Regions from separate parts of the Mus musculus genome. Here all the other regions are linked to region 1. Evidence: chromatin loops called from intact Hi-C (ENCODE). Cell type or tissue: heart. All regions are shown on one strand.

Evidence for each region. Peaks named below come from ENCODE experiments on the same cell type or tissue, not always from the same donor. Only the 100,000 strongest peaks of a DNase experiment are listed, where the experiment ranks them.
Region 2: a loop joins it to region 1, with 2.0 times the contacts of the local background. A loop is called at or near these places in 4 of 42 quality-filtered maps.
Region 3: it touches region 1 in a loop (12-fold over the local background); 22 of 42 quality-filtered maps call a loop at or near these places.
Region 4: a loop joins it to region 1, with 4 times the contacts of the local background. A loop is called at or near these places in 3 of 42 quality-filtered maps.
Region 5: a loop joins it to region 1, with 2.3 times the contacts of the local background. A loop is called at or near these places in 4 of 42 quality-filtered maps.
Region 6: a loop joins it to region 1, with 3 times the contacts of the local background. A loop is called at or near these places in 3 of 42 quality-filtered maps.

Annotation. Positions count from the first base shown.
Region 1 is chr6:116,765,117-116,770,116 of GRCm38, reverse strand. It overlaps the pseudogene Gm22882. Among named protein-coding and RNA genes, the nearest start is that of Gm36788, 7.6 kb to the left of the region's middle. In heart, no CTCF peak of the experiment used is centred here; a DNase peak (open chromatin) is centred at 2,116; H3K27ac peaks cover 924 bases.
Region 2 is chr6:116,964,102-116,969,101 of GRCm38, reverse strand. No RefSeq gene overlaps it. Among named protein-coding and RNA genes, the nearest start is that of Gm36873, 170 kb to the right of the region's middle. In heart, a CTCF peak has its summit at 2,460; no DNase peak of the experiment used is centred here.
Region 3 is chr6:117,825,459-117,830,458 of GRCm38, reverse strand. No RefSeq gene overlaps it. Among named protein-coding and RNA genes, the nearest start is that of Zfp637, 13 kb to the left of the region's middle. In heart, CTCF peaks have their summits at 1,970 (motif pointing right) and 4,842 (motif pointing right); a DNase peak (open chromatin) is centred at 1,988; H3K27me3 peaks cover 2,387 bases.
Region 4 is chr6:116,616,356-116,621,355 of GRCm38, reverse strand. It overlaps LOC115490481 (a small nucleolar RNA gene), which reads left to right and starts at 3,370; the gene lies at 3,370-3,513. In heart, a CTCF peak has its summit at 3,091 (motif pointing left); no DNase peak of the experiment used is centred here.
Region 5 is chr6:116,977,998-116,982,997 of GRCm38, reverse strand. No RefSeq gene overlaps it. Among named protein-coding and RNA genes, the nearest start is that of 2810048H02Rik, 170 kb to the left of the region's middle. In heart, no CTCF peak of the experiment used is centred here; a DNase peak (open chromatin) is centred at 2,457; H3K4me3 peaks cover 703 bases; H3K27ac peaks cover 792 bases.
Region 6 is chr6:116,626,850-116,631,849 of GRCm38, reverse strand. It overlaps Zfp422 (zinc finger protein 422), which reads left to right and starts at 2,851. Exons shown (of 2, transcript NM_026057.3): 1 at 2,851-2,919; 2 at 4,717-5,000. The coding sequence starts at 4,814. In heart, no CTCF peak of the experiment used is centred here; DNase peaks (open chromatin) are centred at 1,919, 3,039 and 3,159; H3K4me3 peaks cover 1,752 bases; H3K27ac peaks cover 1,966 bases.

The DNA of each region.
Region 1 (5,000 bases):
CCCCAGGCAACTGCATTCATTCCACCAAGGCCCGAATGGTACCACGGTTCAAGTCTAAAATGGCCCAACAGGCTTGTGTTTTAAACGCTTGTTTCAAAGCTTGAGGCCTCTAGAAGGGTGTGACTGATAAGGGCATTCACTAGACCCTCAGTAGAAGAGCGTTTGAAGGTTATAAATGGCTCCTTCCCATTCTCCCTACCCCTTGGTGCACCACAACATGACCCGCTGTTCTCCAGGCACACAGTCCTGCTGACATGATGTCCTGCGAGTGCATCGGGCCTGACACCGGAGGACTGAAATCTCTAAATCAGGAACCAAAATAAACCCTTCCTTCCTTCCTTTCTCTCTTCCTTCCTTCCTTCCTCCCCCCACCCCCACCCCCAGAAAAATGACATGTGGTCCTGCCAACGTCTAGGTAAATAATACAAGTGGCTTTGACTGTGCTTTGCCCCTTGAGGGTCAGTCCTTGTCCCTGATAAAAGGCTGCGCCAAGAAGAAGGCAATGCCCAGAAGAAACACGGAGAGCTGATCGCTGCAGGTAGTGGATGGTGCGCATTTGCACTGCAGGGGTTCTCATGAGAAGCCAGTTGTTAAGTTCATCACCCTGCCAACGTAGAAACTTATGCCAGCTACCCATGTGTCTATCTCTCCCTCAGCTAGAGAAACAACCCTTCTTTTTTTTTCAAGAGCAGAAAAACCAGTCTACCTTTCTGATGTCACAAATCTGGAGTGCTGAGGAGCCAAAGAACCATCTCACTGCCAAGGCAGCCGGGTTTGAAACCCTACTCAATGTGTACAAGTTACGGGGAATGTGGAGGGAGATATAGCTTTCCTGCACACACCTGACACCCGCAGCTGTCTTCTGCAGCCTGTGCCTGGGGACCGAGTATCTAACACCTTCATCAGAGGCAGGTGTGGCTCATTGTTTTGTTTTGTTTGTGCTTTCCACCCCACATCCCATTTCAGGATGTTAGGATTTGAAACTATCAAGTAACATCAACAAACTATATGTGTTTTGGAGACAAAGGAAGTGATGAGCCCTGGACTTCTAAGTTTACTGGTATTTGGTTCCCGTTTCCTCCAACTCCTGCCAGGTCCATCCCTTCTTCCCATGGCTCATTTCCCTGATCCATCAAATCATGAAGATGCTCTCTCTAAGGCACAGATTGGCCTCCACAAGCTAAAGGAAATGCTGTCACTGTGTGCACCTTTAGCCTCATGTACATGCGTAGCTCCCACAGGCTCTCTTAGTTCCGTGCTGTATCTACTGACATTCCTCCCTTCTAAGTAAGCAGTGCGTTCTCTGAAGACCTTTAGATACTTACTCAATCTTAGCATTATGCCTGGTGGTTACTCTATTCTGAGACAGCAAAGGAACCAGACTATAAATAGGTCAGATCCCAGCCCTCACCTCACTGGCTTCTCAGGGCAGGAGCTACAAACCCTCTGTGGCTGTGAGCTGCTTTTGAGTCTGCAGGGAGCCCTTAGGTAGCAGCTCACACAGAGAACACTTGTTAGGGCCTTGGGTCTGATCCTGGCCCTGTGGACTCTCCCATTATGAATATCTATAAATGCTTACCAACATGCCTCAGCTGCTCTTACAGCATGCGTTGGTGTGCTTTCAAGGGGTTGGCCTGCACCCCAGCTCCTAAGGTCGGCTCTTACTAGCTTGAGATAAGTGCAGACTCTCAGCCTGTTTAGCACAGACATTGACTGCGAAACATACTTGACCCAAGCCAGTCCTTGCTTCGGTAGGCCGCTGTTGTCAGGGTTTGGAGGAAACCTGTGTACCCCACATTTGATCCCATCAAGTAGAGCCAAGACTTATGGGTGGCCTAAGAAGATCTCACTTTTTCTGCATTGTTTGATGTGAGGCTAGAACAGCAGCAGGCAGCTGGTTGACTAAGTGGGAAAAGAGTCTGAAAACAAAGCCAAACTGTAGAGAAGACAGCCAGAAAACTAGTGACCGTCCAAATCCAGCCAGTCTTTGCACATCTTTATTTCCAAGTTGCTGTGACTTCTGTTCTCTGTTTACTTGCAACGAAAAGCTGTGAGGAGTGTCTCATCCCACAGTCCAAGAAGCAAAGCTGTGGAGCAACCGGGATAAGCTTAGAAGTCGCCAGGGTTGTAAGGAACTTGCAAGAATTAGCATTAGAGGGAGGAAGCAAAGGGAAAGCCCAAGGATGAACCAGAGCACGCCGGGCCTCTGCCGCCCCCTAGTGGACACTGCTGCCGCCACAGATCCTGCGGCCCTAGCTCAAAAGTTGACCAAAGCCCGGTTCTTCACCGGTGCCTCGACATTCCAGACCTAGATCCTAAGGAATTAGTTACCCAAGTGGAGTGCTCCTTCTTTGTACAGTAGGAAAAATAACATCCCCTGTTATCTGTAAGACTGTAATTAGATGAAATAGTCAAGATGAGGTTAACGGGACCTGCCCATATGAAATAACAAAAGGGGGGAAAATGAATTGCTGACGAAAGAAGTTTTGAAAAGTAGCACAGACAAAGAGCCGCGTGATTGATCCACGTCACTGACCGGAGAGGATCCAGGCCATGCCTTTGAAAGTGTGACTGAGGAAGCATATGGCTGCGCAAGTCAGAGCGCCCACCTAAGCCCAGGCTAGGAACCTGGACAGAGGGAGCATTGCATGCACTGGAGATGCAGAAGCTCCTGTAAGCCCCAGAACGATCCATAGATGCAAATGAGGAGATGACCAGGAGAGCCACTGGAGAGGACTGGAGGGAAAGAGACACAGAAAGCCAGGGCAGGTCCTGGCCACTAGCAGGGTCACTGAACCATCAGAAACCCTCGTTTCAGGCAAGGCCGTTAGTAGTTACAGTAAAACGCAGGTCCCCTAAGGCGGTGGTTCTCAACCTTCCTAATGCTCTAACCCTTTAATACAGTTCCTCATGTTGTTGTTACTTCATAACTATAATTGTGCTACTGTTATGATCATGATGTAAATATCTGATATGCGACCCCTGTGAATGGGGTCACTGTGAAAGTGGGTCACGACCCAGAGGTTGAGAACTGATTCCCTAAGAACTCATACAGGCAGAACCTAGATAGAGCCATCTTGTCTGTAGCCAGGATGAGAGTGAAGCTCAACAGCAAGCTCAGAGGTATATGCAAGGATACAAAAACAGTCACCACAAAATAAGAAAAAAAAGTAATAATGTATAACACCCAATAAAAAGTGTCTGTGCCTTCCAACAGGCAAGATGAGACAGAAGCCCAGTGAACTGACTGCCAATGCACAGCATAACACAATTGGGTGGGAAACAAATCTTGGAAAGAAATCTACAACCCCAAATTAAGTTAAAAAGCAAGAATGCTCTCATGACTTCAGACCAGTCTATGACTTCAACTTCCCTTTTAGAAACCAAGACAAAGAACATTAAATTAGATATAGAAGAAACAGAAGGGAAAGAAGAAGCAAAATAAGATAATACATTACTACAGTAGAAGACAGGAAAACAAAAAATTATGACCTGGAAAAAATTTTTAGACAGTCAATAAAATTGACAAACCACAGGGCATGGGGGGGGGGGACACCTTTTATCCTAGTCCTCAGGAGACAGAGGCAGGAGGATCTCTGTGAGTTCAAGGCCATCCTGGTCTACAGAGTGTGTTCCAGGACAGTCAAGTCTGCATAGAGAGATTGTGTCTCAAACAAACAAACAACAAACCCTGATAGCCCAGTGGTCAGATTGTTGGAGGAGAGGGAGGAGCAAGAAGAGAAAGGGAAAGGATGGGAGGGAAGAGTGGCCCAGCTGCTAACAGAAGAGGGATGCTGGCAGCCCTGCAGATTCTACAGATGTCCAAAGGAAAATAAGACAATGTTATGAAAAACTTAATATATTGATAAGTTAAAGTGTCAAAGCCCTTGAAGGAAATGTGTGTACTTAAAATAAAACACACAATGTTAAATAATCCTATCTCTGTTATTATACATTATACTTTTATAAAAAATCCCACATAGAAAATCTCAGCTTCGGATGGCCTTTCACCTAACATTGAAAGGTTAGTTCATTTTGATTCCAGTCTTCCAGGAAATTGTACAGAATCGACTACTGCTCAGATTGTTGCAAGAAACCATTTAATACTATAACTCCATCAAAAATGTTACAAGTAACAGAAACTCCAGACAGATAACCCCATGAGCACAGATGCAAACACAGGTGCGCAAAGCAAGCATATTCACTTAAAGCCTAACTTTGGCAAGCCAAATCCAACAGACAGTGCACCCTGACTAGCTAGGGTACCTCCCAAGAACGCAAGGCTGGTTCCTTAATGACCTGGAAATCCATCAGTGTTTTTCCCCGTGTTCTTCTACTTAAGGGGAAATCATACCATCGCAGTCATACATTGGACGATGAGGAGAAGCATCTGCAAAACAGTAACAGCTTTTCTGACAAAAACAAAAACCAAAACCAAACAAAACGTAGTCACCCCTACGTTACATAGCCTGCAGTAACGTTGCAGGTGCAGCTGCTGTGCCACATGTGTGTCAGTAAGTGGCAGAAAGGAGAGTCTGTACTCAGTGTTCTGACCTATGAATATCTGAATGATAGCCTAACTAACACTCCCTGGGGCTGGTGGGGGTGGGGGAGGGGAACAAACCAAAACCCTGAGACAGTCCAGGACCAGGGGCTCAGACAGGGAACTAGCCTGAGACAACCACCAGTCTGGTTCCATGCAGGCCCTGAGGGCTCCCAGGGCTGGGAGCAAGCTGGAGCCCTGAAGAGCCCTGCCTGGGACTGAGGGTTCAGGAGGGAGTGAGCCCAAAATAGACAACCCTCACTTGGGGCCACTTGGGCAGACTGGATGATGAAGAAGCCAGCAATGACCACCAGGCCAGCTCCTTGGGGACCGAACGGGGAGCTAGCCTACGACAACTACCACACAGGCCTATGGGGAGGGGCAGACCATGCTCAAGATGACCCCTGTAGGGTATAACACTCTTAAGACTGCTCTTGAGATGGCCCCAGACACACAG
Region 2 (5,000 bases), 200 kb before region 1:
ATGATAGTATAAAATCTCAAATGTTCAGAATTCTGAATTCCTGTGAAGACTGTCATGATTCCCAAATGGTTTAGGATTTCTGGAACATTTCAGATGTTCATATTAACATTTTTCTTGGGAAAATTTTGCAAATATTAAAAAAATTTCAATTCTCTGAAATCTGAAAAAGTTCTGTTCCAAGCATTTTAATAAGGGATGTACAACCTGTATCCTTTTTTGATTAGAATATTTTTGTGGCCTAGATATAGGTATCAGAAACTGAGTAATTTCAAATACAGATTTTGGATTATTATATTACTGGAATAGTGATGTATACAAGATTCCATTCCTGTGGTCTCTTCTAATGGCTTCAGCCGAATCTATGCTTGTCTGTTGAGAGTAATGGAGGCAGCGCTCATATAGAGGGAGTAACTTCAGACCATGCACTAAGGACCCAGCGGGGAGGTGCTCAGGAAGCGGTGGTGAGGGCCTCAAGTCAGTTGCAATCAAACAACCTGTAACTGAGCTCATTCTGTGACTGTGCTTCATGTAAGAGCAGCAGTTTCCTCAGAGATAGAGACACTGCCAGCTAATTCCTGGAAAACTCATTTTCTCTGCAGTCCCCCATACTCCTGTGGACCATAGAGGTAGCTGAGCTAACGCAGGCGCTTTGTAACTGGACCTGGAGGACACAGCTTTGGCAGGTTCCTTTGAACTTGCCCCTGGATGCTCTGCTTTCCTGGAATCATCCATACCACATCTCCTCATTTGTCCTGTGTGAGGAGACTCTCACACGCAGTGAGCGTTCTACTGCCTCCTGGTTTCAAGAGGCTACTGGATTGGGTACTCTGGGAAAATAAGTTAGAAACCACCTTCTAAAGCCAGTTCTGTCCACAACATTCTACACTGGAAACAATCTAATTGAAAACATGGGACCATTTTCAAACTATGCTGGGTTATCACAGCCTTAATAGAAAGATGATTTGTTAAACATCTGTGTTTCACATGGTCAAAGCCAGAGAAAATATGTAGCTAGAAGCTACATTCATTCCACATCTGCAACTAAAATGGTCCTCTGTTATGCTCTCTCGGGAAGGATCTATCCTCATGACCACACGAGAGCCCAAAATATATTGCACCTTCTTTTCCTGTTATGCACTTTATTTTCATTAAGACTTTGTGGACTCCATTCCCATGATGTAGTAAATGTTCTCCATATTTATTAAACACAGACAGCACAAAGATGTACTTGGTCCCCTTCATTAGACAGATAATGAAACGGAGATGGGAGTCTAACATCTGACTCTCTCTGCACCATTCAAGGAATCTAGGGCAGAGGTCCTGTTCTGAGAGCATGTCTCAGATTCAGTGTCAGATCCATCTCACATATAAAATCATGGGCTAGTGACAGGGTGTGGCTGGGGTTTGTGTGATAAACAGTTTGGTCACCTAACAGAACACTAGCTCTGCAGATGTGAACAAGTGAGCCAATGTTCAAATTAGTTCAATACACAATCAGTTTTATGGCATCCAGTAATTCTTGGTATTTTTTTTTCTAAAGAATTACTAAGTGGGCAGGATGCAGCTGTTTAAAGACAGCCTAAGGTTCTATGTCCAAATCCCAAAATACCAAGATGGGTTCTTTACACACAACCAACTGCCTGCAATCTGAAAAGTTTATTGGGTGATTTTTTTCACTTGATTAATTTTTTGTCTTTTATGGGAAACTCAGGCAAGGCACTGGTGTTGATACAAAGCAAGCTATCAGCACCAGAATAGCAGTTGGCATTCTCTGAGCCCCTCCTATGTGCAGTGCTACAGTGCTACAGTGCATCTTGTAAGTGTGTCTTAACAAGCTCTGCAGGAAATCCTCCTTCAGACTAACTTCTCAAAACCTAGATGGAAGCAGCAGTAATTGATGAATAAAGTGGCGAATAGAGAATGCTTCCCCCACCCAGTGTGCTCAGCAGCCACCCTTCCACCCATTTATTCCCTAATTGAAATGAAGCCTGATGTAGACCAATCATCTTATGGGTCAGTGTCACTAAGAGGGTGGGGAAACTGTGTGGTATTTATCAATATGTTATTTGCATATTGTAACCTAGAAATGAATGCTGATGCACTAGTCTATTCAGTAAGCCAGATGGTATACTCATGCTAGGTCTTGTCTCCTACTTATTGTCTCTAATATTTTGAAACATATTGATTTGATAATGTCATATCAAGTCTATCTCCCCTTTGTGATCATTTATTGCACCAGATTCTATTCCAAAGTGTCTTAAGTCTTAGCACATTGTTCTCAGCACTCCAATAGCACCGTGGTTAATGAAGTCACAAATGACATTGTTATAGCATATTAAAAAGTTATATTCAAAAATTCTCATATTCCAGAGTACTCAGGGAAGTTTTGGAGTTTCTGTCCTGAAAGGGAAAGAACAGCAGAGCTTATCAGTTGCAATAGCCAAGGCAGGCAGGGTGAGCTGGTGTTTGGCGCCCCCTGGGCTAGAAATGACTTTTTTTTTTTTTTAACGTTTGAGTTTCTACAGGTTTGGGGAAAGAGTGGAGAAATAAATCCATGGACAGTTGCCTCAAAATAAAAATCTAAAAACCATGAAGTAAACATAAATATGAGAAAGATCACAGAGTGGAAACTTGCAACATTGAACACACTAGAAGATGGAATAAAGACTGTAAAATAGCTACATTATCAAACAAAATCTCCAATCCAACTCAATCCCCATCAAAATCACAAAGCCATTTCTCTCAAAATAATCTAAACATTCATATGGAAGCACAAAAGACCTCAGATAGCCAGAGCAATCCCAAGAAAAAAACAATGCTGAAGACATCATAATTTCTGATTTCAATTTTTAGTACTGAGCAGTAATATAGATTTTTAAAGAGCATTCTTCTGGAACAAAAGACTCACAGATCTATAAAATAGAGTAGAATAGAGTCCTGTCTGAACCCACACAGCTGCAGCCAACCATTTTTTTTTCAAAGATGCTGCTAAAATACTGAAGAAAACATGGGCTTTTCCACGAATGATGCTGAGAACACTGGATGTCCACAGGTAGAAGATCCACATCTCTCTTTATAAAAACTTACCTCTAAAAGAATTAAAGACCCCAATATAAGATCTGGAATTCTGAAAGTGTTAGAGAAAAGAAGTGTAGAATATAGTTGGAGACATTGGCATACACAGGTGCTCTCAACTGCTGAGGGCTCTCAACATTTGCAGGCAGTCATAAAATAACATCAACAGCTGACAAGTGGGGTCTCCGGTGGCTAAAAAGCTTCCAAACCCAATGGAAACAGTTAATTGGGAAAATGATACAGGAAGAAGAAAATCTTTGCCAGTTGTGTGTCTGACAGAGGATAGATGCCTGGAATATACAAACAACAACTTTAATGACAATCAAAAAGTCAAAGCAACAAAAGCTCACAGGAAAATGAAATACGATATCAAAGAATCCAGTCAGTAAGTAGACTAGTGGAATGAGCAATTTTCCAAAGAGGAAACAAAGGGCCAGCAACAAGTTCAATGGGATGAGCAGTTCTCAAAAGAGGACACAAATACATAGTAACAAGTTCAAACTCACCAGCCCTCAGAGGTCTCTCAGTAAGCACATAGTAGGATGTTCAAACTCACTAGCCATCAAAGGTCTCTCAGTAAGCACATAGTAGGATATTCAAACTCACTAGCCCTCAGAGGTCTCTCAGTAAGCACATAGTAGGATTTCAAACTCACCAGCCCTCAGAAGTCTCTCAGTAAGCACATAGTAGGATGTTCAAACTCACTAGCCATTAAAGGTCTCTCAGTAAGCACATAGTAGGATATTCAAACTCACTAGCCCTCAGAGGTCTCTCAGTTAAAACTACACTGTGAGATTCCTTCTCAAGCCAGACAGAATGTCAGTCATAAACGACAACAACAAAAAGCAAAATGAAACAAAAAACTGTAACAGATGCTGGAGAAGATGCCCAGAAGGGAACTCTTATGTACTGCAGGTAAGGAATCAGTGTGGAGGCGTCTCGGGAAAGTAGAAGTCGGTCTGCCGTGTGACCTAGTTATAGCACTCCTGGGTGTTTACTCCAAGTATGGACTGCAAGTCAGCATATCATAGAGATATCTGCAGTCAACAGAAGAACAGTTAGAGAAAGTCTGTGATGGATAAATGATAGACTGTTTTAGCCATAAAGAAAAAGCAACTTTGTTGTTTCCAAGAAAATGGATGGGTTGGACATAATTGTGTTAAGCAAACTAAACCAGTCTAAGCCAAATATGATTTTTCTCATGTGTGGTTCCTGTATTTTATATATGTGTGTGTTGCATAAATGTTATACATACATATGACTTATATTTGTAAATATATGACTATATTTATGCATACATATATATGACATGAAAATAGAATCAAAACTATCTAGAGACTTAGGAGGAGAGGAAAAAGTTGTTGAGTAGAGAGAAGAATATACTCAGAGTGCAATATATATTCATATGGAGATGATCCTGTATAGCATAGTGTCATGCGAAATAAAGATGTACAATAAAAATTAAAAAGAAAATAATTTGGGGTTTCTCAATACTTGCAGCTTTGTACAAAATCAAATTTATTAATATTTGGAAGTGGCACTATGTCAAATTTTTATAATAATACTGAATTAAATTTTTTCTTTCATATTTTTTAATAATTTGTTTCCTGTCTACAAAAAGTAGAAAGATTAATAAAAATAACCTTAGACATTCTGGCTGAAAAACAAAGTGTTTGCAGTATCACTGTGTCCTTTGTGTCTCCACTCTTAGTGAACAACTTGTCTTCACTGGAAGCGATTTCTCTCCATTTTTGCCATTGCCCTGAGCTTTTCTCATTCATGTCTCATCCCAGAGGTGTGTAGCTTTCCAGAACACCAACTCTTAACTGTGCATTTTTTATCTGTTGCAGATAAAAACAAGTTCGTCCTGCACACACACTTGTGCTGTGTGTGTCTTGAGATTGGTTTAATAACTGCAGGTCTGA
Region 3 (5,000 bases), 1.1 Mb before region 1:
CTCCCCTTCCCATGTTCTAAATTAACTCTATTTTATACTATATTTGTCATGTGGCTGGTACCCCAGGGGGAAGGGATTCCTCAGCATGGGCCTGCAGTGGCACCCCCTTCCACCTCACCATTCCACACCTCTACCAAACATCCTGGCTTTCTTTCCTTTCCTTTCCTTCTTTCCTTTCCTTTCCTTTCCTTTCCTTTCCTTTCCTTTCCTTTCCTTTCCTTTCCTTTCCTTTCCTTTCCTTTCTTTTCTTTTCCTTTCTTTTTTCTTTTTTTTGGTTTTTCGAGACAAGGTTTCTCTGTATAGCCCTGGCTGTCCTGGAACTCACTTTGTAGACCAGGCTGGCCTCGAACCCAGAAATCCGCCTGCCTCTGCCTCCCGAGTGCTGGGATTAAAGGCGTGCACCACCATGCCCGGCTTTTTTTTTTTTTTTTTTAATTTCCTTTTTTTAAAAAAAATTTTTAATTTATTTTATTTATATGAGTACATTGTAGCTGTCAGACACACCAGAAGAGAGCGTCAGATCCCATTACAGATGGTCGTGAGTCACCAGGTGGTTGCAGCGAATTGAACTCAAGACCTCTGGAAGAGCAGTCAGTGCTCTTAACTGCTAAGCCATCTTTCCAGCCCCTTTCCTTTTTTATAAAACACAAAAATTCTAGACTTACCAAAGGCTTGCAAAGCAATACAGAATTTATGCCTTTAACTTCTTCTTTTTTTTTCCATTTTTTATTAGGTATTTAGCTCATTTACATTTCCAATGCTATACCAAAAGTCCCCCATACCCACTGCCTTTAACTTCTAATAGTAAACACTTAAAGAACTGTAACATAAAAGATATTGTTGCTGGGTGTGGTGGCACATGCCTTTAATCCCAGCACTTGGGAGGCAGAGGCAGACGGATTTCTGAGTTCGAGGCCAGCCTGGTCTACAGAGTGAGTTCTAGGACAGCCAGGGCTATACAAAGAAACCCTGTCTCGAAAAACCTAAAAAAAAAAAAAAAAAAAAAAAAAAAAGGATATTGTTACAACATACCAGACTAATATTTAAGCATAAGTTTCTGGCTATTTAAGTTTAACTAGTTTTTATTTTTTTTAAAAATGTGGTTGATTTTATGTTCCGAGATTCAACTTAGAGTCTCACATTTCATACAGTTCTTGTGTCCCCTAAATTTCTTCCAATTTGCATTTGACATTTGATGGTGATGGTAGTAATAATGCTGGAATATACGGTCACTCTATAAGGGCATACTAATGACCCTCTTGCTTTCTCTTCTCTTTGTCCTTATTTTTTCCCCTTACCCCTTATCCCTTCCCTTATCCCTAAATAAGACTTAAATTAGCTTTATCTTCATTTGTTTTTACTGAAGTAAGAACAAGCAATGGTTTTTATTTCTGAAATAGGCAAAAAACCTAGACTGTCATTCCAAAGGTTTTATAGCAGCCTCATCTGTGTTTTGGAATAGCTAATGCATTTCTTGGGATGTGAAGACCATAACCATAATTATCACACAGCTGATTTTATGGTTAATAAATATATAATTTGAAATTTAACAAAGGGTGTGGCTTTTTGAAGTAGCTGGGCGAGACTGAGGCTGGGTGGCGATTATGCCCTTTGTCTCCTGTTGTGTGGTTCAGCCGCTGCTCCTGCTTCCGCTCTTCAGAGGTAGTTCTACCCCAAGTAGAACATTTTGGGTCTCCCTTCACAAGCTTGCCTCTTCCCGGAACTCCCAAGAAAGCCAACTTCTGACACTGTGTGTAGGTAATCTCCTGACTGAGACGCAGGTCGCTCTTGGTGTCCACAGTTGACCTGGCTGATCTGTACTTGGGCTTCTCTGTGCGCTCAGGTCCGAGTCTGCGTGTAATTTCCAGGTGTCTTAGAGATTTTCTTGCTTCACTTAGGGGCTTCCCTAGCAACTGTTCAGGAGGCTGAAATCTTTCCCCAAGTCCAGAAGCCTTTCTCCCTTACAGCAGCAGGGGGCGCTGCGGGCACGCCCAAGACCAGCCCTACCCCTGCAGTGTTCATGAGGCAAAAGAGTGGGATCCCAGGCCCTCGAGTTTGGATTTTAACTCCATCCTGGAGCAAAGACTATAAAGCTAGATTAGCATTTTCTTAGTGCCTGAGAGTGGTAGTCAACCGACATAGGGCTACGTCTTCCATTCCCTTCTTTGGGTGGATTCTGCCAGGGGACTTCCAGGTTCCACAGAGCGCCTGCCTGGTGCCCGGGGATGATTGCTTCCTTCCTGGGCCTTGGTGTTTTCAGGCTTCTGTTGCTCTGCCTATTTTTCTCATGTTTTGCAGCCTCTGGGCTTTCACAGAGGGCTGGGAAAGGTTCTAGAATGGTGTCAATGGCCCTGGGACTCCCTGGGGTGACGTGGGCAGAGATGTTCTGTGGCAAGGACAGCATGGGCACCTCTAACCCTCCATGGAAGATGGTCTTGAGGGCTCCCATGATGAATAGCATGCACCCCAGTTCCAGCACTGTCTAGACCCTCTGGGGTGCCCAGCTTCCCAGTCACGCTGAACTTAGGGCTGTGCCCGCATGCTTTGCTGATGGCGGGAGGACTGCTCTAGGGGTCCTCTGGTTTCTCTGCTTCCCCCTACCCCCATCCTGAGACATGTGATGGCACATCTGCCGCGATACTGATGGCACATCCCTCTGGGAACTGTCTGCCGTGTCTCACTCCTAGACAGTCTTTATACCTTTATGATGGGGCTGGGGAGTGTGCAGCAGACCTGCCATACTCTGTCCAAAGGAATTGTGGGAAGAGGCTGGGCCATAGTGTGACCCCTATCTCAGGCTTCCCTGTCAGTCCTTCCTTCCTTCCTCATCTACAGGGGCTCCCACAGAGACATTAGAGATGGAGACGCAGAGACACTCTCGCCCACAGAAACTCAGAAATGGAGACACTTCCAGAGACAAAGATACACAGAGAGACAGATGTGAAATTGGTGATGCATACAAACGGGCTGAGCTGTACTCATACAAGCAGAGAAACATAGATGCACACAGACAGAAGCACATGGGCATACACAAGATACAAACACATAGATGGAGACATACTCCCTCCAACAAGGCCACACCTCCCGCAATAAGGCCACACTTCCTAATAGTGCCACTCCCTATGGCCAAGCACATTCAACACACGAACCTATGGGGACCAAACCTATTCAAACCACTGCAGATGGGCACACAGAGAGGTGTACGCAGATGCCCATAAAGAGATGGCGGTACGTGCAGGTGACCTTTAAGAGACAGAGATGCACACAGAAATAGAGATGTGCAGAGACACACAGAGACATAGGGACACATGGCACACAGGCATTTATTTACAGATGGAGGCTTGCACAGATACATAGACAGACATTTCTATGAGACACAAACATAGACATACATACAAAGTTAGAAAGATAAAGACACCCTTGGCTTCTCATGTCACATCTATGCACGGGATAATGAACAGACCAATCTTTTGATCTTTCTGTCATTATCTTTCAAGTCTCTGGCCTCACACCTAGAGAGCATGGTTTGGAAATGAGAGGCTATGAATGATGTCACTTTACTGAGCGCCACAACTCCTGTCTTGTGACATGGCACTTGGATCTGCTTGCTCCTCTTTGGGACAGCTTTGTGTTAGAGCTGTCAGATATTTGCACTTGTTGTCCTTCCCTATCCAGACCCCAGGCCCGACACAGGGTTGTCTGAGTCTGAGTCCCAAGGCTTTCTGACCTTCTGGGGGTCACACCTACATTGCTGTGGGACCTTGACCTGCTCCTTTCATGCCTGTGAGTGCTAGAAATGTCCAGAGAGGAGGCAGGGCACCTCTATTTCCATATTCCCAGATTTCCTAGTGAGTGGTTAGGTTTTAAAGGACAGTAGCCCTACAGCTTTTTATAGCATTGTAAATACTGTTTGGTCTCAGCCCCGACCTTTCTTCCTGACAGTGGCCATTTGATGTGGGGTCCAGGAAGTCTGATCCTACTGACCCTCTGGGGAGCTCTTGTTACATGTAACTCCCTCTGACAGCCCTTCACCTCCTGTTTTATCTCCAGCATTCTTGCTACAGGACTGCTGATCTGAATTATGCTACTGTTATGATGTAGCCCCTACAAGGCAGCAGCGTCTGGCTACACACTTCCCACTAAGGGCGGGAGGAGCCGAAGCTGGAGGATGTCAGGCGCTGGCTTACATTTAGGTGTGAGTGCAGTTGAGTCGCAGTGTTTGCTTTTGACTTTTCTAGCCATGTTTGCAGAGTTAGCAGACTCGGACACCACCGTGACCACGAACTTGCCCTCTCTACTCCACATGCTGCTGCGCCTATCACCCTGCCTTGCTAGCATCTGCTTAAAGCACGATTGTGGGTTTCTCAGCAGCAGGGAACACTACCCGTGTGCAGAACACCTCTGGTTCCAGCACAGCTCACATAACTCTGAGGACAGATTGACTCCTTGCTCCCTTCCTTCTTCCCCTGCCCTTTTGGACCCCCTCACCCCAAAACTAGCACAGCATTCTCAACCTCCCTAACACTGCCACCATTTAACACAGTTTCTCATGCTGTGATGACCCCAACCATATGCATTGTAATGAAAACAATTTTTTTTTTTTGGAGGTAGAGGTTTGCCAAAAGGGTTGTGATCACAGGTTGAGGACTGCTGTAAGCCATGGAATGAAGGCGTTTCTGCCATTGATTCAGTGAATTTTGTGACTCATGTGAATTGACTTATTTTCCTTCTGTGTTTTCTGGACCCAGGGTCAGAGTTTAAATTGAACAATCGAAGCATCTCAAAACTAACTCCAAATGATGGGCTTCAACTTTGGTGGGTGCTGAGCTGAATAATATTATAATGATGTTCCAGCAGATGGCAGCAAAGAGCCACGAAACAGAGTTGCCTGTGCTTACTGGGCTGAACCGCGGAGTCATGGGTGGCCTGCCCTTAGCACAAATGATTTACAACAGTCATTACCAGGGTACACTCAGCCTCACATTTCTTTGTGCCTTCTA
Region 4 (5,000 bases), 150 kb after region 1:
TAACCTGAACCCTTGGGGCTTCCAGAGACTGAACCACCAACCAAAGAGTTTACAAGGGCTGGACCTAAGACCTAGCCCCTCTCCCTTGCTCATACATAGCAGATGTACAGCTTGAGCTTCATGTGGGTCCACCACCAACTGGAGTGGAAGGTGTCCCTGTCTGTTGCCTGCCTGCCTGTAGATCCTGTTCCCCTAACTGGGATGTTTTGTCTGGCCTCAGTGAGAGAGGATGTACCTAGTCCTGCAGTGACTTGAGGTACCAGCCTGGGTTGGTTTCCTGGGAGGGATCTCTCATTTCTCAGAGGTGAAAGGGAGGAGAGGGTGGGGAAGGGGCCATGTGGTGGGGGGACTGGGGGCTGCAACTGGGATGTAAAGTGAAGAAAGAAAGAAAGAAAGAAAGAAAGAAAGAAAGAAAGAAAGAAAGAAAGAAAGAAAGAAAGAAAGAAAGAAAGAAAGAAAGGAAGGAAGGAAGGAAGGAAGGAAGGAGAGAGAGAGAAAGAGAGAAAGAGAAGGAAGGAAAGAAGAGAGAGAGAGAAAGAAAGGAAGAGAGAGAGAAAGAAAGAGAGGAAGGAAGGAAGGAAGGAAGGAAGGAAGGAAGGAAGGAAGGAGGGAAGCAAGGAAGGAAGGAAGGAAGGAAGGAAGATAGCATCATGAAATTTGTGGGCAAAATGCTGGAATTAGGAAAATAATCATCTTGATGTGACCCAACCCAGAAAGATGAACATGGTACGTAATCATTTATAAGTAGATATTAACTGTGAAGTAGCCCAGAGAGGCTAAGTAACAAGGAGAGCTAAGCGCAGACAAATGGGTCTCCCTGAGATGAGAAATAGAATAGATTTTTGTGATTGGACTGGGAGTTGGTGAGGATGTGAACAGGAGGGATCAGGTTGTGGGGATGGGTGGTGGGACAAAGTGCAGGCAGAGATGACTGGGATTGGAGGGCATTTGAGGGGTGATGTGGGAAACCCCTGGAATTTACAAGAGTGACCCTAGCAAGGACTCCTGGCAATAGGATAGAGAGGACAAGGAGCCTGGACCATCCATCTTTTGTAACCAGACAAGGCTTCCAGTTATGGGACTGGGACAGCAACCCATCTACAAAACCTTTGACCTATATAATCTGTCCTGCCTGTAAGACGTGCTGGGGCAATGGTGTTCCAGAACTTGTGGAAGTGGCCAACCAATGATTGGTCTAATTTGAGGTCCCCTCTATGTTCAACACTGCCTGGATGACGAGAAACTAAAGGCCACAACAGCCCAGAGACCTAGGATAGAACCAAACATGGCTGGGAATAAAAATGAACGAAATGATTCCTAATGATGTACTGCTGTACTCATAGAGCAGTGCCTAATCTAGTTGCCATCAAAGAGGCTGGCTCTGGCAGTTGATAGGAGCAAATGCAGAGACTCACAGACAAACATTAGGCAAAGAGAGACCCCAGGTTGAAGGTCTCTATCAGGTCCCTCCCCTCAGAACTTTAGGAACCCTATAGAACATAGGAAGGGGAATGTATGGGAACCAGAAGGATCAAAGAGACAGAGAGAACATGGCCTGTGGAATCAACAAAGTAATTTTCATAGGGGCTCAAAGTCGTGGTGCCTTACATGGGTCTGCGATAGGTCCTCTGCATACAAGTTATGTTTGTTGGCTTGGTGTTCGGGAGGAGTTCCTGGCAGTGGGAGTTGGGATATATCTGATTCTTTTGCTTGCTTTGAAGACACTTTTCTCCTACTGGGTTGCCTTGCCCGGCCTTGCTGTGAGTATTTGTGCCTGTGAGTATCTTGTTGTGTTGTGTTTGGCTGATGTCCCTGGCTGATAGTTCCTGGAAGAAGCCAGGAGGAGATGGGGGAGATCTGGGGGTAGTGGATCTAGGGGAGAGGGGCAGTGGGGCTGAATGAGAGGAGGGAAGGGAGCAGCAGTCTTGGTCAGGATGTATCGTATGAGAGAAGAATAGATTTTTAAAAATTAAAGTAACAACAGTGACTGAAAAAAGACATCACTAGTGCATAAATTTCTGTGCCATATATAATACAGTGGTATATAGGTATGGCTCGGACAGACCCAACAGGGTTAAATTATTAGAAATTCTGTTCACATTTTTACTGGTTTCTGATACTTTAAAAATATTTAATTAATTAATTAATTATTTATTTGGTGTGTGTGTGTGTGTGTGTGTGTGTGTGTGTGTGTGTGTGTGTCCAAGTGCCCAGGGTTCAGATGTTGAGTAGTGAAATTAATATTTGGAATGTTATAGGCCAGTTGTATATTAGATATGCAAAGATGCCATTAGCTTGTGATACTAAATTGTCACACTTTGTATTAAACATAGAAATTTGTTTGTGTGTGTGTGTGTGTTTATGGAGGAGAGAAGCTAAAGTCTAAAGTTCCAGCAGCATTGGCTCCTCATGAGTCTTGTTTTCTTGCTTTGCAAGAGGACCCTCTTGGTCCTTCCTTACATGGATCAAACACACACACACACACACACACACACACACACACATACACACACACCAGTATTTAGCATACACCACAATGCACTTGCACATAAGAACTCACAGAGGCTGTGAAAACATGCATACAACTTGACCATGGTAAGTCAGAAGATAACCCCAGTGTGGAGGAGGGAGGAGTCATGAAGTCTCACTCTTTGCTGATGAGCTTTAACAGTTGATGGTTGCTGGAAGACCCAGTTAACTTTCTTTAAGGATTTCTCCCTGTAAGGATACCCACACTCCAGTAGATGGCCCTGCACCTGTACACACACTGGCAGATCTAAGTGGACGGTGGGGAAAAACACAATCATAAAATTAGGAGGGGATCGAGGTGGAGGTATAGGGAGAAACTGGAAGGGAGAGATGTGATGTGCATTTGATCAAAGTATATGTATATCTGTAATTCTGAAGCACTAATTCAAATCCTTTAAATAGAGGGCAGGGATATATATGGTTCTGGTCAAAGTCTGGCCCCACCCTCTACTGTCTCACCATCTTCTAGGCCTTTTCTACACCCTGCTTCATGGCCTGAAAAGTTATTAGAACTATGTGAAAGCTTTTTCTGAGACACCTATTCTAGTGGAGACCTCTAGTGGATACCTTTCCCTTCTCCCAGCATGAGAGTTCTCAAGCCATTCCTATTTCTTGGGCTCCATTGTTTTAATAATCTCACTGAGGAACACATGTGTCTCTTCAGACTATTGTCATTTCTGCCAGACCAGTTACAAGTCTTTTCTATGTCTTAACACCTCTGTCTTGAGAAGGAACATATCTGTGTCTGAAATATATATAATAGAATTCAAAAAGGGACCAAGGTTTGAATATCTAGTTAGTGTCAGATAGTTGAGTATAAGAACTATAACCCCCACCCCTGACCCCTAGCAATGGGCAGAGAGACACCTTGTTGGTGCTGATGTTTGTATATCAGTTAGGGGCAGAGCAGGTGGCAATCCTTTGTGAATCCTAGATTGATGCCTGGCTTGGTAGCCCAAACTGTTTTATGCCTAGGACACATGAAAATCAAATCAAATCCAGGCAACACAGCTCAGGAGGAAGAAGAGAGACAGAGACCTGCTTTCTGTCATGCCACATAGTGTATGTGGGGAAAGATGCTCCACTCCACATCAAGGGCAGGCCATAGTAACACAGAGCCCTACTTACCACCACAAAGTGCATCGTGGGAGAAGATAGATGGAGACTAACAGACCACCATGGTGCCCACAGACCTGCCCTCTGGTGTTGTGGATTGCCCTGGTGCTTGTATTTTGATGCTAATTCTGCTTCCCCAAGAGGGGCTGCCTGTACCAAGGAGAAGAGTGGATCAGTACTCAACTGACTTCATGTGAGTCTTCTCCCCATTTTAACTTATAAAATGTAAATGGGTAGTGGAAGAGAGGCGGAGCTAAAATGTTTTGGGAAGAGGAGGACAGAAAGGAGGAGGGGGGACGAGGAAAGAAGAGGGAGGGAGGAAGACTGAAGAGGAGGAGATGGAAGGAAAATGGAGCAAAAGCACGTGGCCTGGAGAAACGGCAAGTTCTAAGGGATCTCATAGCTGGGGAATATAGTAGTGTAGTGGTAGATCTGCCCAATCTAGGCACGCAGCTTGTATTTATATTAATTGAGTTGTGTTTTCCTTGCACGGGCTTATTTGGGTTGGAGATTTACCACAACACTCTGGTGCACGGGCACAGGTGGACTGTAGACACCTGCTTGCAGCCATGACACACAGTTCTGCCCCTCCCCAGCTGCAGCACTTGGGAGAGTGGGCCTTGCATCCCTCCTGAACAGCACAGCAAAGCTGATCCTTGTAGTGAGAGCTCTGGAATCTTGGTTTCTTTAAAAAAAAAAAAACACAGAAATGCTGTAAGAATATGTTTCTGTTTTAATCCCTGGTGTGGGGTTGTGGAGCTGCTCTGCAGCAAATGACTATGATTTGCCTCGTGCTCTAGCAGAGGCATGGTTTTGCCAGCTGCAGATGGTTTCCAAGATTGTGTGATATTTAGAGTTCTGGGAACTTTCCAAAGAGTATATAAATGCTAAAGCCTCATAGTTGAGGTGGGTGGTTGTTAATCCTTCAGGAAAATTGATTGCAGTTTATTAAGTAGCTGTGTTCTAAGAAGAAACAAGAAGAAAGTAATGTGTATCTCTCTCTCTCTCTCTCTCTCCCTCTCTCTCTCTCTCCTCTATCCTTCTTTCTCTCCTATTCAGTAATAGGAGGTGAAACAGGGGGTTAAATGGCGGGGAAAAGAACCCACAAAGTAGCTAGACCAGCTACAGACCCTGGTGATAGGGATACAGCTGAGCCCATCCAAGAGTAAGAGCATGGGGGAGTTGGCCCTGCCACGTCTTTGCCATGAGATGGCATTGATGTGGAGGTTATGCCCTCCTCCTCTGGTCCCTCATCAGCTGCAGCAGTTGGGAGAGCTGCTCAGGGTCATGAAAGTGGGTGATGTGGCTCTGTACCTCACTGGCTTCAGCACAAGGAAAAGTGGGCTCTGCACCTC
Region 5 (5,000 bases), 210 kb before region 1:
AATTAGTAATGTCCGTAGAGCATGTAGAAAAGTTCAGTGCTCTTCCAGGCTGCCTTTCTGAAGCTTTGGGGTTTTAAACCAAGGACAGAAACTTCAGTAATCACATGAAGCTAAGTTGCGCTATCTGGTAGAGGAAACACAGGCAGTAGAGTGATAGTTCAGGACGGTGGAACTCTGGGAAAGATAAGCTTATGGCGAAGAACCTCAGGAGCATTTGGTATTGACGATATCTCCACTCGAATATGAAGGTTAGATTTTTCTTTCTAGTATTTTCAAAAGGCATAAACATTGAGATGGAGTATGGAAAAATATTTTTGAAGGAAAATCACCACATGTGATTTTATGTGTGTATGTGTGTAACTGTGTTTTGCTTGTAAGGTGTGCAGAGGCCTTTGCTGAGGGGGGGTCACAGTCTATTAAAATGGACCGACGGAGCTAAATCATCTTAGTTTTCCATGAGGTAGTTCTGATACGATCACCAGGTCTCACCACTGTTTAGCTTGACATTATGTAAAATGTTCCTCTGAACAATTTCCATGGGTTTTACAACATGGAACTGTGTGTGCAGCATGTCTCAGCAGCTGATCCTCACACCGGCTTCCCTTCCTCTGTAGCTTTTTCTATGGTTAGAACCTTGGTGGATTTCAGTATTTCCTATTTCTCTGTTAAACAGAATAACGATATCTTCCTTCTTTCCACATTTCGCACACACTTCAGGTTCACAGGCACATGTTGTGCTGTAAGAATCCATCACTGTCTTTTGTGAACACTTAGCATACTTCTTAGACTTGACAGTGGCTTGTATCTGCTGTATTTTACACACCATTCAAGAACTTCTTTGCAGCGCTGACGTGCTCTATCATGGAATCTTGATTAATTTTCTTGCTCTGAACACTCTAATCAAACTTGTGAGATTTGAAGGTGACCGTGATGTGGTCCCTGAGGCATAGAGTGAGCCATACTGCCCTTCTGGGAATTCACCACCAAATTACAAGCACCTTAAGCTGGTGTGGCCTAAGTTGTAGGGGAAGAGCGGCGAACTTCCTGCCCCGGGTTGAGAGACCACTGACAGTCCATAATGATGCATTATGAGTCTTGAAAGTAAGTAGTTGCCAGCCTGGGTTGCTCTATCCATCAATGTCATCTGTTAAGATTGACAAAGAAACAAACGCAGTTCCAGACAAGGAAAAACTGCAGAAGATGCTTAAAGGAACATTATACACAGAGGAAGGAGAAAGGCAAACCTCAATTGTGAGGATCCAAGGAAGAATCCATCTCATGAGAGGAGAAAACTAAGGAAGGGCAGCTAGGAAGGACGCCAACAGATCTAACAGTGGTAAACAAGAAAGACCCCCATACTGTCAATAAAACAAGCAAACAAAAAACAACAAAGCAAAATAAAACAGAACAACAACAACAACAAAAAATAACCCAAACAAGCAAACAGCATCCTAGCCAAGCAGTAAAGCAATCAACAAAATTGCAAGCACTAAAGAACTTTTAAAATAACAACACAAAATGTAAATGGTCTTGTTTACCAAGAAAGAGACACACACTAGTTAATTGGATTAAAATTCAAGGTGTGTGTGTGTGTGTGTGTGTGTGTGTGTGTGTGTGTGTGTGTGTTCACAACCATCTGTGACTTCAGTTCCAGGGGATCCTGATACCTTCTGGCCTCTGTGGTTAGGCACCAGGCATGCATATGCAGGGGTATTCATATGGTGCACAGACAGACATGCAGAAAGAAATTCGTACACATTAAAAATGAAATATTTTTAAAGAATTGAGGTGGATGAGAGAATGAATGACTCAGGTATGCTAAAATTTCCAGGAAATAAACCGGGCCAAAAAAAAAAAAAGCTATCAGACTAGGTCAGCAACAGACAAAGATCTGTATTTTCAGCAGCAAAATAAAATAGGAAACTTTGCAAAATCGAATAGAAGAGAAAGCCCAGAGGCCACCTTCAGGAATTCATGCAGTTTGTAGCACTCTCCCTCTCATCAAAAGGAGTACATAGCCAGCATGTAGCCTGGCTTGAGAAGTGGCTTCAGAAAACCAGCGCTGGCTGTACTTCCGGTAGCTGCTTTAAAGAGGAGAAAGGGAGGGAAGAGGGGACAGAAGTTGCAGCAGCACAGGGTGGCAGACACTCGAAATAACCTTCTCTTTGGCACTCAACTGGATCTGTGTCAAGAAGCCATTAAAACAAACAAACCAAAAAAGGACAAGCTGAGTCAGCTGCTTTGCCACCCCAAACACACCCTGAACGACACACCAGGGAAACCCAGAGGAAATGTCAGGCTGTAAGCTGAAACCTGGCCAGAAGGATACTTCTAGACTGTGGGGGAAGACATTTGAATCAGCGCCAGAGGCTTCAGGGGACACAGGCTGTCCTTTTCAAGAAGGGGGTGGGGTGGGGTGGTGGTGTCCCTAGAACCGCATCCTCGGGGGTTTGAGCGGCTTTTGCAACCTGACTCCTGCAGGAACTTCAGTGGGTCTGGCCAGCGTTTGGAACCAGGCCCTTCAATGGGACCTGCATCTGCCACTCAAACGTGCAGGACTGTCTGGGGTGTGACTGGCAGCTGGGAGCCCAGGAAGGAAAACTGGGGAGGCAAGCCTGGAGCAAGAGAGCAGGCAAGAGACAGGGCAGGCTCTGCGTCTTCATCAACCGCAGACCCTTGCTCTGTTCTCATTCTGCCTTATTTTTTCTTTTTCTCTTCCAACCGTAAATTAAAGCAATCTTTTTATTTTTTCTTTGTGGTAGACTTTCCAGAGAACACAAGCTGGCCTGGTTGGCGATCTCCTTGCCTGAGCCTTCCGGGCTGGGGTTATTTTGGATTACCTAATTGATTTCTTCGCTTCTCTTCATTCTACCTTTAGGCAGACTGCCTTTCTCCTTCCTTTATCCCTATTGGTCTCCTTCCATTGGTTTTCATTCCTCTCCTTTTTCTTTATCATCCCACTAACCGCTGGTTTTCCCATTTCCACTCAGATCAGCATCTTAGCGTGATACTGTTGGGACTCCTGTGTTTCATACAGTGACTGAGTCCAAGAGAATTGTTGGGGGTGGTTCTTACTGTTATTGCTATTGTTATTGTTGTTCCTATTGCTGTTATTGTTATTGCTACTGTTACTGCTATACTATTATTATTGTCATTGTTATTATTGTTATTGGTGGTGGTGGTAGTAAGAAAAGGGATACCTCAATTCTACTAATTCTAGTCCAATTAGGGCATTGCAAATACTTCCATTGAAAAAAATGAAGATAAAAGAAAAATATAATTAATGATCTAGTTCCCACATCTGCAGGACCCAAAGCAAAAATAAATAAATAGATTTATAACCAAGACAACCAGACTCCCCAAACTTACAAATCCCAAAGTAATAGATGCCAAGGATTGGATTAAATGAATTCCAAGTGAAAGAATTAAAAACTATCAAAAGCTTCATTCTTCTTTATGTATGAGATAGATAAACAACACTTCAAAAGACAGACTTAAGCAACTGGTGCTAAGAAAACTAGAATCCACATGGAAGAATTGGGGAATGAGTGGGATTGGAGTGCACGGTGCAAAAAAATCACAAAGACTCGATTAAAAAAATTATATTAAAAAGAAAGAAAACTAGAATCCATATGTAGAGGAATGAAAGAAATTCATATCTCTTACCCCACATGAAAAAAAATCACTCCACAAGGGACCAAAGACCTTAACTGTAAGGCCGGAAGCTTTTGAAGTTGCAGAGGGGAAAACACTGCCAGATACAGCATATGTGAAAGTGTTCTGAAAATGACCCAAAATAGGACAATGTCCCTAAAATTTAAGAAGTTATTACACAAAATTCAAAATGTTCTGCAGAGTTATGGAAACAATCGGTACTCAAAAAGGACACACACACACAATCAGAAAGCTAATTTATACAGTTCTCAAAAGAAAAGAAAAAAAAATTACAAATGGCCAACAAGTACTTGGAAAATTGTTTGGTATCTTTAGCCGTGGGGAAAACGTGAATGCTTTGGGTCATCTCATCCCACCAAAGCAGCTGTCAGCAAGACAACCAAGGCAGCATTGCCGCTGTGGATGTGTGGAAGAGGAATCCTATTCACTGCTGTGGGAGTGCAAGCCAGGGTAGCCATTAAAGAACTGGGTGTAGAGATCCCCAAATAATAACATAGGGCTGCTGAGTTGCCTGAATGTTTTGTGAAAGCATGAGTGGCCAAGCCCGATGACATGAGTTTGAGCCCCAGACCCCACGTGGTAGAAGGAGAAAACAAAGTCCTTCAAGTTGTCTTCTGACTCTCTCTCTCTCTCTCTCTCTCTCTCTCTCTCTCTCTCTCTCTCTCTCTCTCCCTCCTTCCCTCCCTCCCTCCCTCCCAATAAAAATAATAAAAAGGAAAATATGGAGTATGCATGGACAATGGAGTTTTATTTAATCCTAAAGAAGAATGTAGAAAAATAGACATTTGTAGAAAAATAGACAGAACTGGAAGTAATTATGTGAAGTTAAATAAGGCAGACTCAAAATGGGCAAATAGATGTTGTCTTTCATATACACAAATGGATTTAATATGTTAATGTGTATTAATGTAATAAAATTCATGTATTATGTATGTGCACATGCATGTATGTATGCATATATGTATGCATGTATGTATGCTATGGCGTTGTGAAAGTGGAAAGGAACCACGAGGAGAGAAGAGTATATATTCCAGGCAGGGGAGAGTAACAGAGGGCACAGAACGAGCAGAGAGGATTAGGGGGTTATGGGGAGACCAAGAAACAAGAGGGTGGATGAGAGAGGGTAGTGGGGCAGATGATGAATAATAAAGAATATTACCATTATAAGAGCCATTATAGAAGGATTAGAAGAATCTATGCCTATATAGTTCTTCAGAGCTGTGCCACAAAATTAGATTTTCACTTATGAAAAACCCTGTGGATCATCCCTACCCCAAACCCCAGGCTCATCATCAAACAGCACCAGGCCAGATGACCTTATTCCC
Region 6 (5,000 bases), 140 kb after region 1:
ACACTGTGAAGACAGGCCCAGAACAATCTGTGAAAGTGAGGGATGGGGAGCTGGAGAGATCCCTGCCAGGCAGGCAGTTAGGGAAAGGGGTCACAGATAAATAAAAAAGTTGGCAGACTCCCAGCCTCTTTCTCACCTTTCTGACCTGAGACAGAGGCCAGGTGGAACTTTCTTCAGGCAGCAGGAACCTCCCTCTGGCTGACCCGTCCAGGCTGCTTAGATATGTTCAAGGCCAATCCTGAGCATGTTTACCTAGAGCTGCGGGTCTGTCCGCTCCCTGTTCTGTCTAAACTGTCTCCGTTAGAGTTTCTATTGCTGGAATGAAACACCATCACCAAAGCAACTTGGGGAGGAAAGGGTTTATTTCATCTTACACTTCCAGGTAAGAGTCCATTCCTGAAGAAAGCCATGGTAGGAACTCAAGCCGGGCAGAAACCTAGAATCAGGATCTGATGGAGAAGTCAAGAAGAGCTGCTCACTGCCTTCCTCCCCAGGGCTCACTCAGCTTGTGCTCTTAAATACCCCAGAATCACCTGCCTAGGCTGACACCACCTACACTGAGCTGGGCCCACTGACAACAACTGTTAATTGAAAAAAAAAAATGCCCTACAGATATGCCTACAGGAAGAACATAAGGGGATGAAAGGGGTTGTTTCTCAACTGAGAGTTCCTCTTCCCAAATGACTCTAGCTGGGTCAAGGTAGTATAACACCAAACAGGACATTAGCCAGTATGAAATGAGGAGAGTGAGAACTCAACCTGGGGAACCCAAAAGCCCCCCCCCCCATGAGGAAAATGATAGAGAACAGGGCGCTGATAGCCCCACGTGAGGAAAATGGATTTTGGTTTCTGAATCCCCTTTCCACCTTGTGGAGAGTCTTTCTTTCTGTGTGCTTTTCAGTAGCTGTCTCCGGGGCCTGCTTTCTCACTGACTTTAACTGGGGGATGGGTGGGTCCACCACTTCCTTTTCCAATGCTCGTGTGTGTGTGTGTGTGTGTGTGTGTGTGTGTGTATGTGTGTGTGTTGTGGTTGTTGTTGTTCTGTTTTTTTTACCTTTTTGTGTCTTGGATTTTTTTCTCTTTTATTTCTTTAGCTGGTGAGAAAACACCCAGCCAAGACCCCCAGATGGCACCAGAAGGGTTGTTTGTAAGTTTAGAGTAGGGGAGACCATGACAAGAGTGACATTGAGGATTTTGGCTTGAGCAGCTGGAGTGAAGGCACGGTTGTCAATTGCTGGGCGGAGACTATCGAGGGACAGAACGTTTGATGTGCCATGCTCACTGCGCATTCAAACGGGATCCCAAGCAATCGGATCCAGGAGCCTGGAGCTCTGGAGAGTTGCACATGTCAATGGGTCAAGAGAGTTTATGCTGGGACCAAATATAAATGACCGTGGCCCAGAAACAGATTTAGGTTACCTCAAATCCCAGGCCCCAACATGGAAGCAGTTTCATGAAGTTTCATAGTAATAGAATAAAGAAAGTTGCAAAACAAGACACTTTGGAACACACTAGTGGAAGCATGGAGTGGGAGGTTATAGCAGCATGGAGGAACCTCAGCTGCAGGCTTCCGCTATCAGATGACTCTTGGACTTCTGGTTGTAGAAAATCAGTTTTGTTAAATTAGCACATCCCAAAATATTTTTTACCTGTCAGTCACAGGATGTCAGGTCAAAAGTGGGCAAAGTAGTGGTTATTTCCATGGCTAGAGATACCTCAAACTCTGTTATGACTGGGCTCCGGACCTACGACACTCCCAAACCCTCCATAACCACAGAAGCTCACTTATCTGGCCAGCCGCGCAGAAGAGTGCTGCTTCTCTGCAGGAAGTTGCATTTATGGACACCAGGATCAGCCAAGGTCGCCAGTGAGGGGAGTCTGCCTTAATGCGATGAATCTGAAGCCATTAGAACTCCCCTGGGAAGGAAGCATGTGTGCCTTTCCAAACCGAGTTGTTCACTCACAGTGTGAGCGGGAGCAGAATTCCTCTCCAAGCTGGGGTTCCTGCCCAGTACACTGAACGCATTCATTTTCCTCTGATAGGAGTGGCTGATGCAAAGTCACGGCTCTCTCCTCAAAGTCATGAGTTTTATTCAGAGGCCAAACACAAGTGATGATGGCCCAGGGAACACAGATTTAGATTACCCAAACTCCGCCTTTCAACCTGCAACCAAATTCATGAAGGTTTGACAGTAACAGAACAAAGAAAGCCATAAATCAAGATACTTTTAAATTCATTTGTAGAAACATCAGAGAGGTGGGTTAGAGCTCTGTTTAGACATCTCAGCTATAGATGTCATCTAACATAGTATTCTTGGCCTTTTGATTGGAGAATGGGATTTTGTGTTTTATCTGTCAGGATGTTGCACATCCTTCCATAGAAGTGGACAAGGAATGGATGCATCCCAAGATGAATACTAATTATGCTCTGGACCTGCAACATCCCAACCTCTCTTCACCACCGCCGTTTTAATCAATCAGTCAGCCTGTGCGGACAGTGTCCTCCAGAAATTTCACGGGCCTTTTGGTGATATAAGGCGACCCGTGAAAAACATAAGTAACACCTTAGGCTGAAGTTATTTCTCTAGACTAGATACTCAGTACTAAGAATGCAATTTACAAGTTGGAACGGGCTGGTTTGGGGGTGGTGAGCAGAATCTAACAAAGGCCAGTTTCTGTGTAGGTCGACCAGAATAGAAAGAGAGCGGGTAACAGGCCTTAAGGTCCTTGGCTCTGCCTTCTGAGTGGTAAGAGAGGAACACAAAAGGACCACCGGAAGAATCCGCAGGATATGGTGGGGTGGGCCGGGGACCATAGAGGGTCTCTCCGCCTCTTCCTAGAGCGGCCGGCAGCTCCGCGGCTAGCAGCCCGCACTTCCGGCGGGCGAGGCGCGAGGCGGGCACCGTGGCGGCCTGCGCGGTGAGTACGCGGGGCCTGCGGGTCTGCCTGGGCCGGTGTTGGGTCGGGTCGGGCTGCGGCGCTGCACGGAGCCCGGCGGGTGGCCTCGGGCTGGGGTCGGCTTCGGCCTGGGCGCCTCCGCTCGCCGCGGAGGAGAAAGACTCCATTGTACGGGTGGGTAGGCTGCACCGGGCCATTGTGAGCGACTTGGAGGGAAGCGGCGGACTCTTTGTTGCTGCCGTAAATGGGTGAGGGAGCAGGTGCACGCCGGCTAGACGGGTCCCCAGTACTGGAGCTCCATCACCCAGCTTTACCCAGCCTCTCCCCTACTGGGGACCTCGATCAGACAACCGGACTTGGCGGGCGTTAGACGAGGGGGCGATGGACTCCCCAGGTCGGACAGTGAGAAATCAGGCCCGGAGGCGGCTCCGGGGTTGGGATGGGTAAAGGAGCTAAAGGAGCTTCGGGCCTGTGTTTACGAACCCACGAAAGGAGGTTTTAAATCAGCTTTATTTTAAAAATAGGAGCACACATAGGCTACCTGTAAGTATGATTACTTCATCCATAGGTAGATTCCATAATCGATCAGTTTGCAACCAGTTGTGAGTTCCCCGGTATTTAAAGAGATGTGTTTAAAAGTGTATGCTTACCATTATAGCTATTTATTGAGTACCAGGTACCCCACACAGTGTCTCCTGTTTACGTGGTCTGTACATAACCGAGACGGTTATGGGCAGTGATTGCTGTAGATCTGTGTTATGTGCAGTTTGCTCTTTCTGTTGCTGCAATTGTAGCAGATAAAATTATTAAACACCCAGGAAAAGCCCCTGGGCACTCTTACGTTTGGAGGATTATTATACAGCAAAATCAAGACGAAGGAAAAAAAAGGCAGGAAAAGATGTCATTTGTGTTTTTATTTACTTACTTTAAATGCTTGTGTGCAAGGAAACTCAGAAAAATAACTGAGTTGCAAGTAGGTTTTCCAACTAACCTAAGACACTGGAAGTCCAGTGACTGGCTTTGCAGGCCTGAACACCTCCCACACTCTCGCCTATTTGGAGTGTGTGTGTGTGGAAGGGGTTGTTTTGACAGCTTCCAGACAACCTTAAATGTAATGCAATAAACTTATTTTAGAGCTTTTGGTTGTGCTCTCCTTCTTGGCGTGCTATAGTCTAGGAAAGGAAGAATAAAGTGTTTTGGTTTTTTTTTTTTTTTTCCAGATTTTTCTCACCTAGTATTTTCTGAATAAGACTCTTGGGAAACTTGAAATTCTCTTTACCGATTAGCTTCTATTTTCAACTCCGCTTGCTAAGTTATCATCTATAGAAATAACCAAGCAAATAAGAATAGATAGGAATCTATGGAGGTGTAGTATAATCTGTCATTTCTTTTGAATTGGATATCTTACGTAGCAGCTATTAAATGAGAAATTTAGCACAGCCAGTATTGACCTGAGATGCTGTTTAGCAGAGATATTGATCATCTTTTGCAGTTATTTTTGTATCTTCTCTGAGACTTTATCTTGCTTTTGCTTTTTAGTCCTTCAAAATACTCTCTGTGGCTCCTCCCTAACAGGTTTATGTTTTTCTTCGTCTTCTCTTTTGCCTGTCCAAAATCAGAAACGTTGCAAAATGATGATGATGCTGATTAAGCTTAACCTCTGGCATTAGAATCACCTAACGAGCACCTGTCTCTTAAAAGTGCGTCATTGCACTTGTACTAGGTGTGCTTTGGCTACACATGGATGCAGTTTTGATAGATTGAAGAGGTGCTAGTGCTGAACTAATAAATATCTGTATTTTTCTTTTTCTTCTACAGAAGGGAATTCCGAGTTGCGTCACTCTAGGATATGAGACCTTAGTTCAGAAGTTCAGAAGACAGTAGGATCTCTTGCCGACACATTTGCCTACTCACCATGAGGTTAGGAAAGCCCAAAGGGGGTATTTCTCGAAGCGCCAGCCAAGGAAAAGCCTATGAGAGCAAGCGCAAGACAGCCCGCCAGCGACAGAAATGGGGGGTGGCCATTCGCTTCGACTCGGGCTTGAGTCGACGGAGAAGGAACGTGGACGAGAAGCCTTACAAGTGTGCTAAATGCTCCAAGA